Regions from separate parts of the Mus musculus genome. Here region 1 is linked to region 2. A link is a loop called in an ENCODE intact Hi-C map of the cell type or tissue named here. Cell type or tissue: left cerebral cortex. All regions are shown on one strand. Links, peaks and the distances in the headings refer to the core of each region. The heading gives the core; the rest is flanking DNA.

Region 1 (7,945 bases), core at 1,581-6,580, 1.2 Mb before region 2:
ATTTGTTAAGATTACATGCCATTTCTTTGATGATAAAGAGGTAGAAATGATGGAGAAATGCATGACTGTAAACGGATAGTGTAATAGAATTAGTTAGGGTCTTCTCTGTCCCAGACTGACCTGGAACTACACTGCACCCACGGATAATCTGAACTAATGAAATTTCTGCCTCCACCTTCCAAACCCTGAGTTTACAGGCACAGGTATGGACCAGCATGTATCATTTCTGCTGTACTAAGTATTGAACCCAGGGCTGTGCCTGATTTAGACCAGCGCTCCACAGCCTGAGCTACTCCCCAGTCTCAGTGAGAGAATGTGTTGTTGTTGTTGTTGTTTTGGGGGGGGTGTTGTTTCTGTTTTTGTTTTCTTTTTTTGTTGTTGTTGATTTTTTTTGGAGTTATAGTCATGTGGCTACTCAATTCTATATGTGGGTTAAAATCTGTAGAACTATACTTTTTTTTCTGTATGATTAATCATTAAAACTCACATGTAATGAAATGTCTGTCTTAGAAACAAGGAACTTAGATTCCAGTCTGAGACAATGGGGGGATGCTTCAATGTTCTGAGCTAAGGAAGGCTGAGATTAGATGACAGCGGTAAAAAGCTTAGACTCATTGTAGAGACCAGAAGATGTCAAAGAAGGCAGAGTAGAGGCAAGGTCTAGTGAGGAGACTCGGGGGTACTGCTGAGGGCCTGGACTCCTGGGAGCAGACAATTCGGAGCATGTGATCATGTCTGAGACATGTAGAGTTAAAATCAGTAAGACTGTGCTTAGAGAGGTGGAGACAGGATCAAGGGTTGAAGTCTAGGCCAGCTCCATGTCTTAGCTATTGTGATTACAAAGCAATCAATATGTGTGTGTAAGTCTGTCTGTGGCATGCTGACTTCAGGTACACACCCAGGGATGGAATAGTTGATTGTATGGTAGTTCCATTTTTTAAAAACAAACAAAGAAACAAAAATTGTGTGTGGTGCCAGAGAGGTGGCTCAGTAGGTAAGAGCACTGGCAGCTCTTCCAGAGATCCTGAGTTCAATTCCCAGCAACCACATCAAGGTGGCTCATAACCATCTGTAATGTTATCCCATTCCCTCTTCTGGTGTGTCTGAAGAGAGCGACAGTATACTCACATACATAAAAATAAATAAATAAATAAATAAATCTTAAAAAATATACTTGAAAGCCAACCTAGGCTACATGAGACACTGTCTCAAAAATAATAAAGATTAGGGAATTGTTTAAATGTGGAGGAGGAGAAAATAGGAGACGATGCCCAGATTTCTGGCTAGATCATTAGGGTTTTTTGATGAACATTTACTGAAATGTGCAATGTAGGTACGTACGGAGGTGGAGAAGGATAAAGAATTTTGTGCTCCATGCTGTTAAGGTAAGGATGGGCTTGGGACCTCTGACCGGAGTGGTCTATCCCGTGAGGAGTTGGATGTAGGCCAGGAAGAAAGCTGAAGCAGAGGTTGAGTTATAGGCGTGAACATTTGGTAGCAGAGCTGTCTGAGATAGATCAAGAAAGATGGGCAGATGGAGCAGACCCTGGTCCTAGGATGGATCGCCAGGAGACAGGCAGGCTAGAGAGGACACAGTGGAGAGGGAAGGATTCCAGAGAATGGTGGTGGTAAGGAACCCGAGAGGCACACTGTGGAGGAGTCTCAGACTGTTGAACTTCTGAAAAGACAGATGGGGGAGGGGGGCAGAAGGAAGAGGGGGGAGGCAGACACAAAGACAGGCTTAGGCCTAGCATCAGCTACAGGCCCTTGACAGGAACAGTTTCGGTGAAGTGGTTTGGGAAGAAGCCAGGCCAGGCTGAGTCAAGGGATGAGTAAGAGGTAACGAAGTCGTGACAGCTTGCACGGTGCTGTTTCAGGCTTGGTTCGTGAGTCTTCGAGGCTCCCCAGCAGTGCTCACCCCAAATATAGCAGCATGCTGGAACCAAACAGTTGGGACTGTTTGGAAAGCAACTTGGAATATGTAACAAAAGCAGTAACATAATACACACACTGTGATATAAATTCTATAACACAGATTCAGGGAGAGAACGTAGGTCCTAAGATAACCGTAGCTTGTAATACAGAGACAGTCAAATCCAAAGAAAATATGGACCTAAGGTTCCTACTCCCTACCCCCATCACCTGTTGAAATCCCAGCTCTCGCCAAGATGAGAAGGCGATGGAGCTTTTGAGAGATGAATACCTTCACGAGTGAGATTGGTACCCTAAAACAGAGACCCCAGAGGTTCTGTGGGAGGACACTGGATGACAGTCATCTGTGAAGAAGGTGGCTTCCACCAGACACCAAATCAACTCTCCCACCTCCCAGTAGTTGAAATAAATTGTTGTTTCAATCACCTGGCCTGTGGTGTTATTTGGTACAACAGCCTGAACAAATCGAACCAGGCAAACTACGTTTGTCGAGTAGAATACTGTGCAACCAGGGGCTGGGGAAGTGACTGAGCTGGGAAAGTCCTTACTATGTGAGCCTGGGGACCTTTGTGCTGATCCTCTGTATACATGTAGAAAGCCAGGTGTCACCACCTGGTGTCAGTAACTATAACCCCAGAAGTGGGGAAGTGGGGACAGGAGGATCCCTGGAGCTTGCTAGCCAGCCAGTCTAGACAAACCAGACAGCTCGGTGAGCAACCCTGTCTCAGTAAGTAAGGTGGAGACTGACACGTGGTCTCCATGTGCAGGAGCACACATGTATTCAAATGCACACATGCACACACACTTACGGGCACACACATATGAAAATAGAAGATACACATAGGCGTGGAGTGTGCTAAAACATTCTATTTTGGTTTTCAGTGAGCCAGGAAAGGTTCTATCTACTCTCTTCTGCTGTCTCAGCCTAAGATTTTCCGTAGACACCATCTTTAGATGGACATAGCTCATCCAAAGTTTGTATGTATTGCACTTATTCCTTCTCTCAGTCCAGTAGATTGGGGTAAATCTGGTTAGCCAGACACACACGTGTCTCTCTAGACGAAGATGCACACTCAGGAAGTCCTTCATCACACACTGCCCAGTGACCACCCCGTGTTCTCCGGGCTATAAGTGAGCTGAGAAGGTCACACTGGAGCCTTTGCCTACTCAGTAGCAATGCATCTTTCACACCCTTACATCAAATGTCACTTCCACCCCTTGCTTGGTCCGGTGCTTGGAAAGATAAGTCAATCTTAGTACTTACAGAATGAATGCATCTGTGGCTCAGGAGTTAAGAGCACTTCCTGTTCTTCCTGAGGCCCTGGCACCCACATCGGGAGGCTCACAATCAGCTGTAACTCCAGCTCCAGGTGATCTGTGAGCTCTGCAAACACCCACAGAGCATGTACACATACCCACACACACACACATAAGTGAAAATAAAAATAAACCCTTTTTTAAAAATGAATGTGCACATGATTGAGTGAGCTCCCTCTCCCTCCCTCACCTTCTTGTATGTGTGCAGCACACCTGTGAGTGTGAGTGTGAGTGTGAGTGTGAGGTTCACCATCTGGAGGCCACAGCAGGAGACCTAGCTTGCTTTCTGTTACTGTGATAAAACATTGGCTGAAAGCAACTTGGAGAGGAAAGGGTTTATTTGGCTTTCAAATTACCACCCATTCTTGAAAAAAGATATAGCAAGAACTCAGGCCAGGAACTGAAACAGAAGCCATGGGGAAAGGCTGCTCACTGTCTTGCTCATCGTGGCTTAGCCTGCTTTCTTATACAACCCAGGACCATCTACCATGAGATAGCACCACCCATAATAGGCTGCCCCAAGAAGCTGTCCCATAGAGATGCCCACAGAAAATCTGATAGAGACAGTTCTTCATTTGAGATTCCCTCTTTCCAGTGGACCCAAGTTTATGTCAAGCTGACCAAAACTAACCAGAATAGCATATCTTCCTCTATCATTCTCTGCTGAATTGCTTTTGAGACCGAGTCTCTCACTAAACTGGAAGCTCATTGGTCTAGCCTGGCTCTTCCTCCCAGTTCTGAAGGTACAGCCATATGCAGCCATGCCTGGATTTTTTTTCTTTTTTTTTTTTTTTAAGATTTATTTATTTTAATTATATGTGAGTACACTGTAGCTGTCTTCAGACACTCTAGAAAAGGATGTCAGATTGCATTACAGGTGGTTGTTAGCCACCATGTGGCTGCTGGGAATTGAACTCAGGACCTTTGGAAGAGCAGTGAGTGCTCTAACCACTGAGCCATCTCTCCAGCCCATGCCTGGCTTTTTATGTGAGCTGGGGTTTCAAACTCAGGCCCTCATGCTTGAAGAGTGTTTTATCCATGGAGCCATCCATGTCTCCATTCATCCTTCCATCCATCCACTCAACCACCCTAATAATACTTTTAAAGACACTCTCTCTAAGATATATGTAATGTCTAGTGTCTCATCCCTATAACTTCATAGAAAGCTGAGGCAGAAAAATTTGCTTGAGGGATGAGTTCAGCCTGAGAGGAAGACAAAAGATGCTCTCTAGGACAATCACAGGTTCTGGCAGAGAAGTAATTTCACCACATGAGGGCAGCAGAGCCTCACTAATGAGTGGACGGGAGTTGCCTGCTAACTTCTGAGCACCTGCTGCTGAGAATCTAGAAACTGGCCTTTAATTTTGCTACACTGTAGCAATAAATGCTTTGCTATTTATTGTGCATTTAGTTTTCATGCTTCCCATTCTAAATACAACAAATATCACACAGCAATATTTTAAACAATTCAATAAGAATAATTTAACAGGTCTCTGCATGTTGAAAGTATTTTCCCCGCTGTAGGCTGGTTTGAGGAATGCTGTCCTTGTCTCCGGTTCCAGTGCAGCCGCTCTGCACACAGGCCAGGACTGAAATCAGCTTACAAAACCACACCCATCTTGGGGCACAATAGAGTGCTAGGCTGCCTCTGGAAAATGCCCTGTTTTGCCAGGTTCTGACACCTAGTTAGGCAAATGGGGGTTTTGTTTTCTTCCTTTACTTACTATAGAGGACTTGAAATTGTCTCTGTGGAACATTTTTGTTTGCTTTAAAGAGATTCATTTAATGTTATGTGTATAGCTACTTTGCCTGCGTGTATTTGTATGTCAGAAAAGGGCAGAGGAAGGCACTGGATCCTCTAGAACCGAAGTTGCAGATGATGGCAAGCCTGCTGGGAACTGAGCTTGAATCCTCTCCTTTGTAAGGTCAGCCAGTGCTTTTCACCACTGAGCCAGCTCCCCAGATGTCAAGCACTGAGCCAACTCTCCAGCCTTAACCGAGCTAGTTCTCTGGCCCCGTGGAATGATTTTAATAAACTGTAAAGAGGATGGGTGTAGCTGAAAGGAGTTGCAAGCATGTGGTCCTTGGCATACTTTTAGCTCCATCCAGGAAGACTCTGACATTGTGGCTGTTAGTGTCAGACCTCATGACAGTCTAAGGGTGAAGCTGGTGACCCAAAGATGTGTTGTAAGTCTCCACGAAGCTCCCCACCTGGATGAATTTCAAAGGAGTCCTCAACACAAGTTCAGTTAGAAACTCATTTAACTTCTGAAGAATAAAATACACACAGATAAGACCTCTTTCTCTCTCTGGTGTGTGTGTTGGTGTGTGTGTTTTGCTGCCCCACAGGCTTTTTTGTATGCCTGACTAAGTTCAAGCTCTATAAGTATGAAGTGTTAAAGATTATATGGAATTTTCTGGCAGGTGCCACCAAATCAAATGGAAGATAATTTTATATAAAACAGGGTTTCAGAGCTGTGAGGATGACTCAGTCAGCAAAGTGCTTACAGCTCAGGCATAAGGACATGAGTCCAGTCCCCAGCAGCCACATGAGCATGGTATTGTGCATTTGTCACCTCAGCACTGGGGAGGTGAGAACAGGTAGCTCTCTGGGCAGCCAGCTTAGCCTAGCCATCAAGGTCCGGGTCTCAATGAGAGTGCCTGTCTTAAAAAGAGAGGTGCATGGCTCCTGGGGAATAACAGCTGAGACTGACCTTGTTTTTCACACACATGTGCACCTACACACACACACAAACACACACACACACACACACACACAGAGGAATACAAACACACACACATATGCACCTACACACACACAGAATGACTTTCAGTGGGGCTGTAAGTGTGGTGCTGTTGGTGGAGGGAATCAGTTCAGCTAGTTAAGTCCTTATGAACTCTAGTTACTCATCAGCTCCTATCTCCACCAGTAGTTGCACCTTGACATGTGCTAATATAAGATTTTTTTGGCCTTTGAATTGGCCAGAATAGACTCATTGCTAGACACATTAGAGAAACGGGAGTTTATCATATACAGAACAAACAGCTAATCAGGCCATTTACTCACAACTCCAGTAACCACGTATAAACTCTTTACCAGCTTGAAACATCAGTAATTGAGAAAGGTATAAAAACAAAAAAACAAAAAAACAAAAAAACAAAAAAAAACCAAACAGGGCTGGTGAGATGGCTCAGTGGGTAAGAGCACCCGACTGCTCTTCTGAAGGTCTGAAGTTCAAATCCCAGCAACCACATGGTGGCTCACAACCATCCATAATGAGATCTGACTCCGTCTTCTGGAGTGTCTAAAGACAGCTACAGTGTACTTACATATAATAAAAAATAAATAAATCTTTATAAAAAAATAAGTATTGCTCTGAGAGTTAGCTCAGTGAGGGAGTACCTGCCTAGCATATGAGGTGCGAGAAACCTCACTACCTACACAGCTGTGTTGTCACAAATGGTGTCATTTCTCCCTTAAAGCAAACCCTGAAAGTTAAATATCACACATGCACACACTCACACTACACGGGAATCCAGAGCAGTTAAAACACTCTCTCACACACCGGCTTAAACAATAGCAGCTGGTTCCCTTGCAAATCCTGAGCCTAGGAAACCAAGATCAAAGTGTTTAGTTCCTACTGACACCTTTCTCCATGGCTCTTCTCGTGTCTCCTCATGATCCTTCCTCTGCATGCCTGTGCTTTTGTATCTTATACAAAGACACAGACCACTTGGGAGGCTCAAGCAGGAGTAGGTTGGAGGCCAGCATGGGCTACATAGTGTGTTACACAGCAGCCATGGATAGAGAGACCCTGTCTCCGGAGAAAAGGGGAGCAGAAGGCGTAGGCAGAGGGAAAGCTGGAAAGGGAGGAGAAGACTGGGGAGGGGAGAGGGGGAGAGAGCCCACTGGTCATTTAAGATTGAGAGCTCACCCACAGGACTTACTTCTCATTTTACTTTGATTGCTTCTCTTAAAGACCCCATCAGTGGTACTGGAGATTAGGGCTTTGTGTATAAATTTTGAGGAGACATAGTTCAGCCCATCACACAGCCCCAGTGGGATCTGGGAGCTTGGCCACGACCTTCCTCCCACAAAAATCAAGACATTCATCAAGGGCTCTTAAAGATGAACAAGGAGACCAGAAGTGTACCTAGGGCCCAGAGAGATGCAGGGTGCAGAGGGAGGGGCCTGGTGTGACCTGAGGATGCTTCAAGTCTACCCAGAGTGCTTAAGAAGGTGAAGGCATAACAACTGGAGAGTTTGTCTAGAGACTACAGGACCTTCTGTCCAAGGTGGCTAGGAGGTAACAAGGTAGCCAGAATGACAGCCCTGTGATGTACTTGTATGGCAGGAAAGAGGGAACAGAAGGAGCTGGTGGAGGCTGGGAGGTGAGGCAGAAGCAGAGGCCACGGGGAAACCCTACCTATCAGCCCCAGCATGTGGAACGGGATGAGCACAATCTGGATACTATTGGGCAGTGGGAATCTCTAAGGAAAATGCAAAGACTGGAATATAAGGAGGCCATCATGATGTGCCTGGTGTCTCTGTGCCCTCACATGCCATGTCGAGACTCATGACAGGCACTAAATATTAGGACTCAATCAGTGCTTACAGAAGCCCACGCACGTATCAAAGTGGAGGCTCGTGACATCACGTCAGGAGTTCTATTCTTTTGGTCATGTGTTGATATGC
Region 2 (7,945 bases), core at 1,621-6,620:
CAAAAAGGAGGATAAGCAGTCACATAAGCAACATAACCCGAGCTTTGCAAAAATAGTAAGTACACAAAAGACCAGATGAGAATATTAGGACATGCTAACCATCAGTGTCAATATTAGCAGAATTATAACTGCACTTTCATGGATATTCTCAGACACATTCAGGATATGCACCATCTAACATGGTAGCTACCAGCACATGTAGCCACTGGGCACTTGAAATGTTGCTGGTACACATGCTGAATCTCCAAGATTGAGGCGATAAAAAGGAATACCTCATGAATAATATTTGATACTAATGAATACTGAAATACTGCTACTCTGGTTATGATGAGTTAAGTAAAAATGTTAACTTATCTTCAACTCTTTGTTACCTTGTAAACGTGGGATTGCTTGAAAATAATACTTATGTATATGTCTTAACAATCTCTAATCCATTGCACCTTTACCAAAGAGGAGGGCCCAGTGTGGGGAAGAGGAGGTCCTAGCTCTCTACCTCCCTGGATATTATGCCTGGATTTAGAGAACTAACACGGGCCAGAATTGTTCTGCTCTCAGGTTCTTTGGTATGACAAGGCAACAACGTGCTTCTATGTGAGAAGGAGTGGGAGAGAGACTTAATATAAAGCCCCTTTTGCCTTAGGTACTCTGGGCAGATGGAGGCCGCCTGCTCACCCCTGCTGCTTCTGCCTCTTTCTGGTGACAGGCAGAATGGATGGGTGGTAGAGCATACAGATGTGGGCAGCTGTGCTTTGGTCCTACATTCTGTAATTGTCTTCAAGTGCAAGTCAAGTTCCATGGCAAAGAGCTTTGTCTTGCTTCTTGCTAGCTGCCTTTTGTGAGCCTGAGGGTAAAAATGAGACTGAGAGACAAGGTTATAGATTATGTAGTAAGCATCGAAGAACCAGAATTTGTGAGCTTTAAGAGTTTGGAGCAGAAACTGAAGGAAAGGCCATCCAGTGACTGTCCCACCTGGGGATCCATCCCATATACAGTCACCAAACCCAGACACTATTGTGGATGCCAACAAGTGCTTGCTGACAGGATCCTGATATAGCTGTCTCCTGAGGGGCTCTACCAGTGTCTGACAAATACAGAAGTGGAGGCTCACAGCCATCCATTAGACTAAGCACAAGGTCCCCAATGAAGGAGCTAGAGAAAGGACCCAATGAGCTAAAGGGGTTTGCAGCCCCATAGGAGGAACATCAATATGAACTAACCAGACCCCCCCAGAGCTCCCAGGGACTAAGCCACCAACCAAAGAGTACACAAGGAGGGACTCAAGGCTTCAGTCCCATATGTATCAGAGAATGGCCTTGTGGAATATCAGTGAGAGGAGAGGCCCTTGGTCTTATGAAGGATCAATGTCCCAGTGTAGGGGAATGCCAGGATAGGGAAGTGGGAATGGGTGGGTTAGTGAGCAGGGGAAGGGGGATTGGATGGGGGGAGGTTGGAGGAGAAACAAGGAAAAGGGTTAAAATTTGAAATGTAAATAAAGAAAATATCTAATAAAAATGGGGAAAAAAAGAATCTACAGATGTTTTTTACAAACTCATCTTAACATTTTCACCCCCTTCTCTTTTCTGTAGGGAAACTGAGGCTCTGAGCAGTTAAGAGGCCAACGATCCAGGTTTATGCTATCAGTGTCTGAGATACAATTAAGTCACCTTTTTGGGTGACATTTCCCTTGACTAGTACCTCAAGATTATGATCCAGGTGGACCATCCCTCCATTGCCTCCAGACATGTCTATGACGCTACCTAGGGATTGTGAAGATTTACCACCTGGTGGAAAATTAAAAAAAAAAAGACTTATTCTGCAAATTGACCAAGCTTAAGAGATACAGCACTGAGAATTCACCCACTACAGAGCTGGTAACCAGGCCTTCAGAGTAAGCTGTGATGTATAGCCATTCTCCTCAGCAGCCTGTTTGACTGAGGGATATAGGAATGACTGCCCTTACCCATGTTTTTGTTCAGATTTATGGTTCTAAATCTGATGGAAAATCTATCATTGGACCATTTGATTCTTCCTAAAGAAAGGCCAAACCACCTGTCAAACCCACGAGCAACACAGCAATGGCTAAGCTGAAGAAGCCAAGTTATATGTCTAGCTCCTCTGTGGGTGGCAGGATCCAGCTGTGGGGAGTCCAAGGTTCCTTGTGTTCTTCTGGCTTGACTATGGTGAGTAAAGGGCTTATTTTCCATATACCACTAAGTGGCAAGAAAGGACTTGTGGCTTAACTGTCTCTAGTTTGTTGCGCTTTACCAAAGAGGAGGACCCAGTGTGGGGCGAGGATACAATATCAGAGGCTGAGAATTTGTTGGACCACCGGTGTTGAGTAGAGAGGAATTACATGTTCTGGTGTCTATTTTTGAAGAGCTGGTATGCAGTAAGAGAAGAAACTATGACTGTCAAGGATGGAGACATGAGTCTAGTCAGGATGACACTGCCATAGAAGTTTGGGTGACAGATGGCAGTGGAAAGATCAGAAAGAATGGGAACCATTATGGGTGAAAGGACACAGACACATCTCAAAATCAGATCTTAGAGGACATCCTGATGGGTCTCGTGTGGGACATGTGACAAAAAGAAGAGTCAGAGAATCAAAGATATCTTAAATTTCTCCAGAAAATGGAAGGACTATTTCCCAGTAGAGCAGATTAAGGACAAGTTACAGGGTAAATCCAGGCTTCAGGGGTAGGTTTGTTCAGCTTGAGATACTTCTGTTGGACAATGTTTTGGTGGACAGGATGAGAGCTAAGGCACTTCTTCTTTCTCACTGTATTTCAGGAGCATGTGTTGGGCTATACTGTAGGCTTAAAGACAAATCAGGCCCTGGTAAGGAGGCATCTCATCTCTGTTGTCATTCTTGAGACAGGTGAGGCCCATAGGACCTGAAGCCTTATCTAAGAGACTGTGGTAGAGACCAGTCATCCATCCTGCTTCTCACCATGGTTTGGTCCACATGCACTAAGCTTTTGAAGGCTAGGGCGATAAGTAGGGAGAGAGAAGCATCCGCAGCTGAGGGTAAAGACTAAAGAGGATAGTGGTTTAGCAGAGGCAAGCGACCTCCTGGAATGAGACCCTGGGACCAGAGTTACAAGGACTTGCTGAAGATGCCAGTCTTTCCTCTGCTGTCTGTCTGGTCATCAGCAATTTTGTTCCCTCTCTCTGGCCCTACTTCCTTGTCTATTAACACAAGCCAAAGGCGGTGACTGCATCTTAATGATAGAGTATTTGCCTAGCACACATGAGGCCTTAGGTTCAATCACTAATACTGCAAAATCAAACCAAACACAGCGGGCCTAACAGCATGGATCCCTGTGGTCTGTGGTGAGGTGACTACATGAGGCTATTACTGTAGGGCCTGGCAGACCCAAGTCTGTCTGTTCCCATGATCATTCTTCCCATAGAACTTTGGAGACAGTTTGATAGTCAGGGTAGTAGGAGGTCTCAGTTGTTGGACTCTGACTTTTATATACTTGCCTTCATCTCAGACACAGGATGCAGAACAGGCCCCAGCATCTCCATAAACATGAAGTAGTGATCTCTTTGCCATAGTAAATGACATCTCTTCCCATCTTGGATTATTAAAATGTCAGACAGCATTGAGTGCTCCATGTAGTAGACATACCTGACACTTAATGTTTAAGTAAGTGGGTACACTGCACTGACAGAATTTTTAATTTGTAAATATGATTGTGATATTTTAGTAAGAGTTGTTTGCATTGCATTAAAACAAATCCATAGACAGAGGAACAGCTGCCTCTTGGCCTGTTGCCACCTAGTGGCCATTTCTGGGATAGCCCAATGTTTTCTAGAAGTCTCTAAGAGATGGGAACAGTCCCTAACCAGACTACCTGATCAACAACTGAAACTTCTGGAGTCCCTCCTGAAGTACTTCCCATGCTGCGATTAATATTGTTTGCCCTTCGGGCATGACAAATTACATCTCCATAAGGCCATCTTCAAACAGCTAAAGCATCCATCCTTGGACATCTCCCGCCCTACTCAGGGCCTTATTTTGGTTCTTAGAGTCTACAGGGTCAGAGGCAATAAAGCACCCGAGTCCCGGCTCTTAGCAGTCAGGGCCAAATAACCCAGTATGCCTCCCGCCTCCATGATTTTCAAACGTTTAGATATTTAGATTTAAAATATTTACATTTTAAAAAATAGTTAATGACAACTGGGCAGTGCTGGTACACACCTTTAGTCTGTACTCGAGAGGCAGTGGCAGGCTGATCTCTGTGAGTTTGGGTCCAGCTTGGTCTATGGAGTGAGTTCCAAGACAGCCAGAAATACACAGAGAAACTCTGTTTTTTTGAAAACAAAACAAAACAAAAAACAAAAAAAGACAAAACAAAAAAGTTAATGGCTTCCAAGTATGAAAATTTGGAATAAAATAACAAGAAATATTTTTAAAGTGTCCACAAAGTAACGACACTTTTTAAGAAAGGATGCTTAAATCAGATTCCATTCGAGTGCATTTGGACCCTACAGGATGAGGACAGGTGAAACATCTGTAAAACTGGAAAGGCCGTAGGTGCTGTGGGCTCTGAGGCAGTTCTAGCCTGGAAGCACAGAACAACCTTCTCACCCACCTCCTCACTCTCTGACTACGTGGGAGGTGGACAGACTCTCTCAGCTCCTGTCATTCAATGAGGAACTAACTGGTAGCAGAGCCCAAGTTCATAACCCTTAGTCTCACTCATCTGTAACACTAGTTACCAGCATCAATAGACCAGCTTTTTCTATGGCACTAGGAACTTCTCTGCCACATTAGAAATTCTTTCAGGATATGCCAAAAATCACACTAGAAATTGATTAATTTGGTTCTCTAAAATGAAAAAAAAATGAAGTTTAAAACTGCAGCAGCAGCAGCTACACTGTTTCTCACTTTAAAAAAAAATCACAATTTTAAGTACACTCTTGCATTTTCTGTTTCCTACTCTGGGCTTCTGTCATCACAATTTATGATCCTTCTTGTGTTATTAAAAACTGATGACCTAATTGGTATTATTTATAATCTTAGTGTACAGAATTACACACTCATTTTTCTTTCTTTTGTTTCTGCTTAAGCATTTTCTTGCCTTTTTATGGCTTTTTGGAAGGCCATTTTCTTATTTGGAAATTGATCACTAAACATTAGTAAACATGAAAATCTAATTTCCATAACCAGTTTTTAAAGGACTATTGATTGTTTGCCCCTGCATGTGATGGAGAGAAGGAATCCCACACTCCGTGTGGCGGTTAGTGACTCTCAGGCTGTATATCAGGGCTGGGGGATGACCGGCTTCTCTGAGAAGTGGCCGGCCCTTAGGATGTGCTTTGTCTGATCTAAAAGGCTTTCTTTGTGGGAGTGTTCAAAGCAGAAGAGCTCTTGTTGTGTAGCAGGGAGGCTTTCTGTGTGCAGTCCTTGTGTGCATGGAGGACTTTTGTGCAAAGCAAGGTAGTCTCTGGGTGAGGAGGAGAGCACCTACACAGGCCTCAGGCCTCACAACGCATCCCAGTACAGTCCCCTGTCCTCCCTAGGCTGCTCTGCAGCCCCAGTAAACCCTAGTCTCCTAGAAACAATAATTCTGGTTGCAGACTACATAGGCAAGAAACATGGATTGTGAAAGTGATGGCTTTAGAGTTCATCTAGCCCACCTGCTTTAGAGCCTAGGGGCAAGGCTCTGACAAGGAAGAGACATGGATGAGAGCAGAGTTCAGACCACAGTTCAATGTTCTTGGTGGTAAATCCAAGGCTAGTTTATTTAAGTTTGAGACATTCCAAGAAAGAAAATGAGGCCAAGAACAGAAGCCTGTTTTTACATTTCTGTATCCCAACCAACACCTAGCATGACACTCGATAGAAGTCATGCCAATCAATATGTCTCCATTGGATAATTAAACTAAACAACATGAGAAGAGATCGTAGTTAAATCCTCAAAAGCTAAACTTACACTGTGTTACACTGTGACCCATAGATTCCACTAGTGGACATGTAATGCAAAGAAAGGAAAACGTATTTCTGCAAAAACTTCCATGAATGCTCAAAGCAAAGATCATTGTCTTTCCATCTCTAAGAACAAAAGTCCAGAGCAAACAACTGAGTTATCATGTCTGCCCTAACTCTGCCTCTGGCAGTCAGTACTTAAGAAGGATCAGGACCCAAAGAGCTTTGTGTCATCCAAGCTCTTTCAGTGAAAAGTAGACGCAATTAATATCCTTTAACTGGTGGAAAAACAAAATGTGGTATAGCCATACAAAAGAATATTACTGAACCATAAAAAAGAATCATCGGTACAACCAATACTTGCTACCATGTGACTGAACTTTGAAAACACAGTACATCAAAGAAAAGTCACCAAAGACCACCCACTGTATGATCACACTTACATGAGATGCCTAAGATAATGAAATCCATAGAGACAGAAAGTAGTTCACAGTGGATAAGGAGAAGAGGGATGGGAAATGGCTACTAAGGGTTCTATAGTCATTGGATGGGGAGGAGTGAAATAAATGTCAAATTTGATAAAGGTGGTGGTTGTGCAAGTCTAAATACATGCAGAACTACTAAGTACCTCCTTTGGGGAAGTGACCTTTATGGCATAAGGTATATCAATAAGGTTGTTACACACACATCCATTGTAGTATAGACAGTTGCATAATCTGTGTGTCCCTTATTTGACTGTGGTTGGGTATAGATGATAACTGAATAAACAGGTCTATGACAAACTACCTCTCAAGTGGCCTTCTGGGTTTGCCTTAGCTACTTTTCAAGTCAGAACCTAATAAAACTTTGCTATGTATGTCCAACAAATATCCATCACATACACTAAAGCTAACTAGCGACCCACAATACACACAGGGCTTAGTAAGCAGCCATGGGACAGAGGAGATAACAACTCATTAGCACAATATCGTAAGCAAAGTATCAGGTAGACTGAATGCCCTCTAAGGACACAGTGTCACTCTTCCAAAAGCCAGGCAACTTGTTCCTGCTCTAAATCACAGGCTTTCGTTTTATGTCAGCTTCTGGGTGGGGCACCATCGGATCCACAAGGCAGGCAGGGCTGGTCAGACTGGTTAACACATGACCTAGGAAAGCTGAGCCCAAGACACACCTTCCACCTTCTTACCCTGCTCAATCACCACACTGCATCTCCCACCCCAAGTTTCTATGTCCTCCTCAGGGAGCCTTCTCATCTCCATCACATTAACCCAGTAATTTACTAAATCCTGAATGATCTGGTGGTGGTGGAGGCATGGCTCCTAGGTGGCATATTTATTATAGTGCAGCCTTTGGAGGCTGGTTATCCGGAAGACAGCTTGGATTCCACTTTGTCTTTGCTGCCTACAGCGTCTTGTGTTTGAAAGAGTGATCATTCTATCAAGACAGCATGTCATCATTCTTATGGCTGTGGTATTTAGGAAACTTCCTATTTGATCTCATGTAGGGCAGACTACAGAAAGGAAATGTGGGAGAGGAAAGAGGAAGGGAAGTGAGTACTAAGGGCTATTAAGTGCAAGGCTCTGTGGGATTTTTTTTTTCCGCCATCCTCACAACAGCCTTGTGGAGTAGATAGTGAGTATGTGTTTATATAAGTGGAAATGGAGGGTCAAAGATTCCAGCCAAGCCACGGTGGAGTTAAAGTCCAGAGCCCAGGTTTCCTCTGCCATGCTTGATCCTAGTGAGGACAGAGCTGGGCCAGAGAAGTCATGTCAGGAAGTGCCACGAGTTACTAGATAGTTCTGAAGCCAGGAGGGCCCCCAATTCCCTGTGGATCTTACCATCCTTCTGCCTCATTTCTTATCATTTATCTGTAGAGTACCTTGAGAATTATATTTCCAGAGATTTGTCAGGACAGAGAAATACTGTCCAAGCCTCCTACCTCAGACCAGTAACTCCTGAAATTCTTTCCAGAAGTACATGGGTGAAGAAGCTCTGGGGCCTTGGGAA

What was found. Hi-C counts contacts between places; a loop is a spot of excess contacts. Peaks named below come from ENCODE experiments on the same cell type or tissue, not always from the same donor. Only the 100,000 strongest peaks of a DNase experiment are listed, where the experiment ranks them.
Region 1: it touches region 2 in a loop (4-fold over the local background); 2 of 42 quality-filtered maps call a loop at or near these places.

The regions. Positions count from the first base shown.
Region 1 is chr9:62,282,629-62,290,573 of GRCm38, forward strand. No RefSeq gene overlaps it. Among named protein-coding and RNA genes, the nearest start is that of Spesp1, 4.4 kb to the left of the region's middle. In left cerebral cortex, for the core only: a CTCF peak has its summit at 4,520 (motif pointing right); DNase peaks (open chromatin) are centred at 1,849, 2,544, 3,336 and 4,525; H3K27ac peaks cover 1,665 bases.
Region 2 is chr9:63,458,704-63,466,648 of GRCm38, forward strand. The region is part of intron 17 of Iqch (IQ motif containing H); the gene reads right to left. It overlaps Gm16759 (a long non-coding RNA gene), which reads left to right. Exons shown (of 5, transcript XR_003948339.1): 2 at 1,587-2,180. Among named protein-coding and RNA genes, the nearest start is that of Gm25995, 20 kb to the left of the region's middle. In left cerebral cortex, for the core only: a CTCF peak has its summit at 3,794 (motif pointing left); a DNase peak (open chromatin) is centred at 3,795.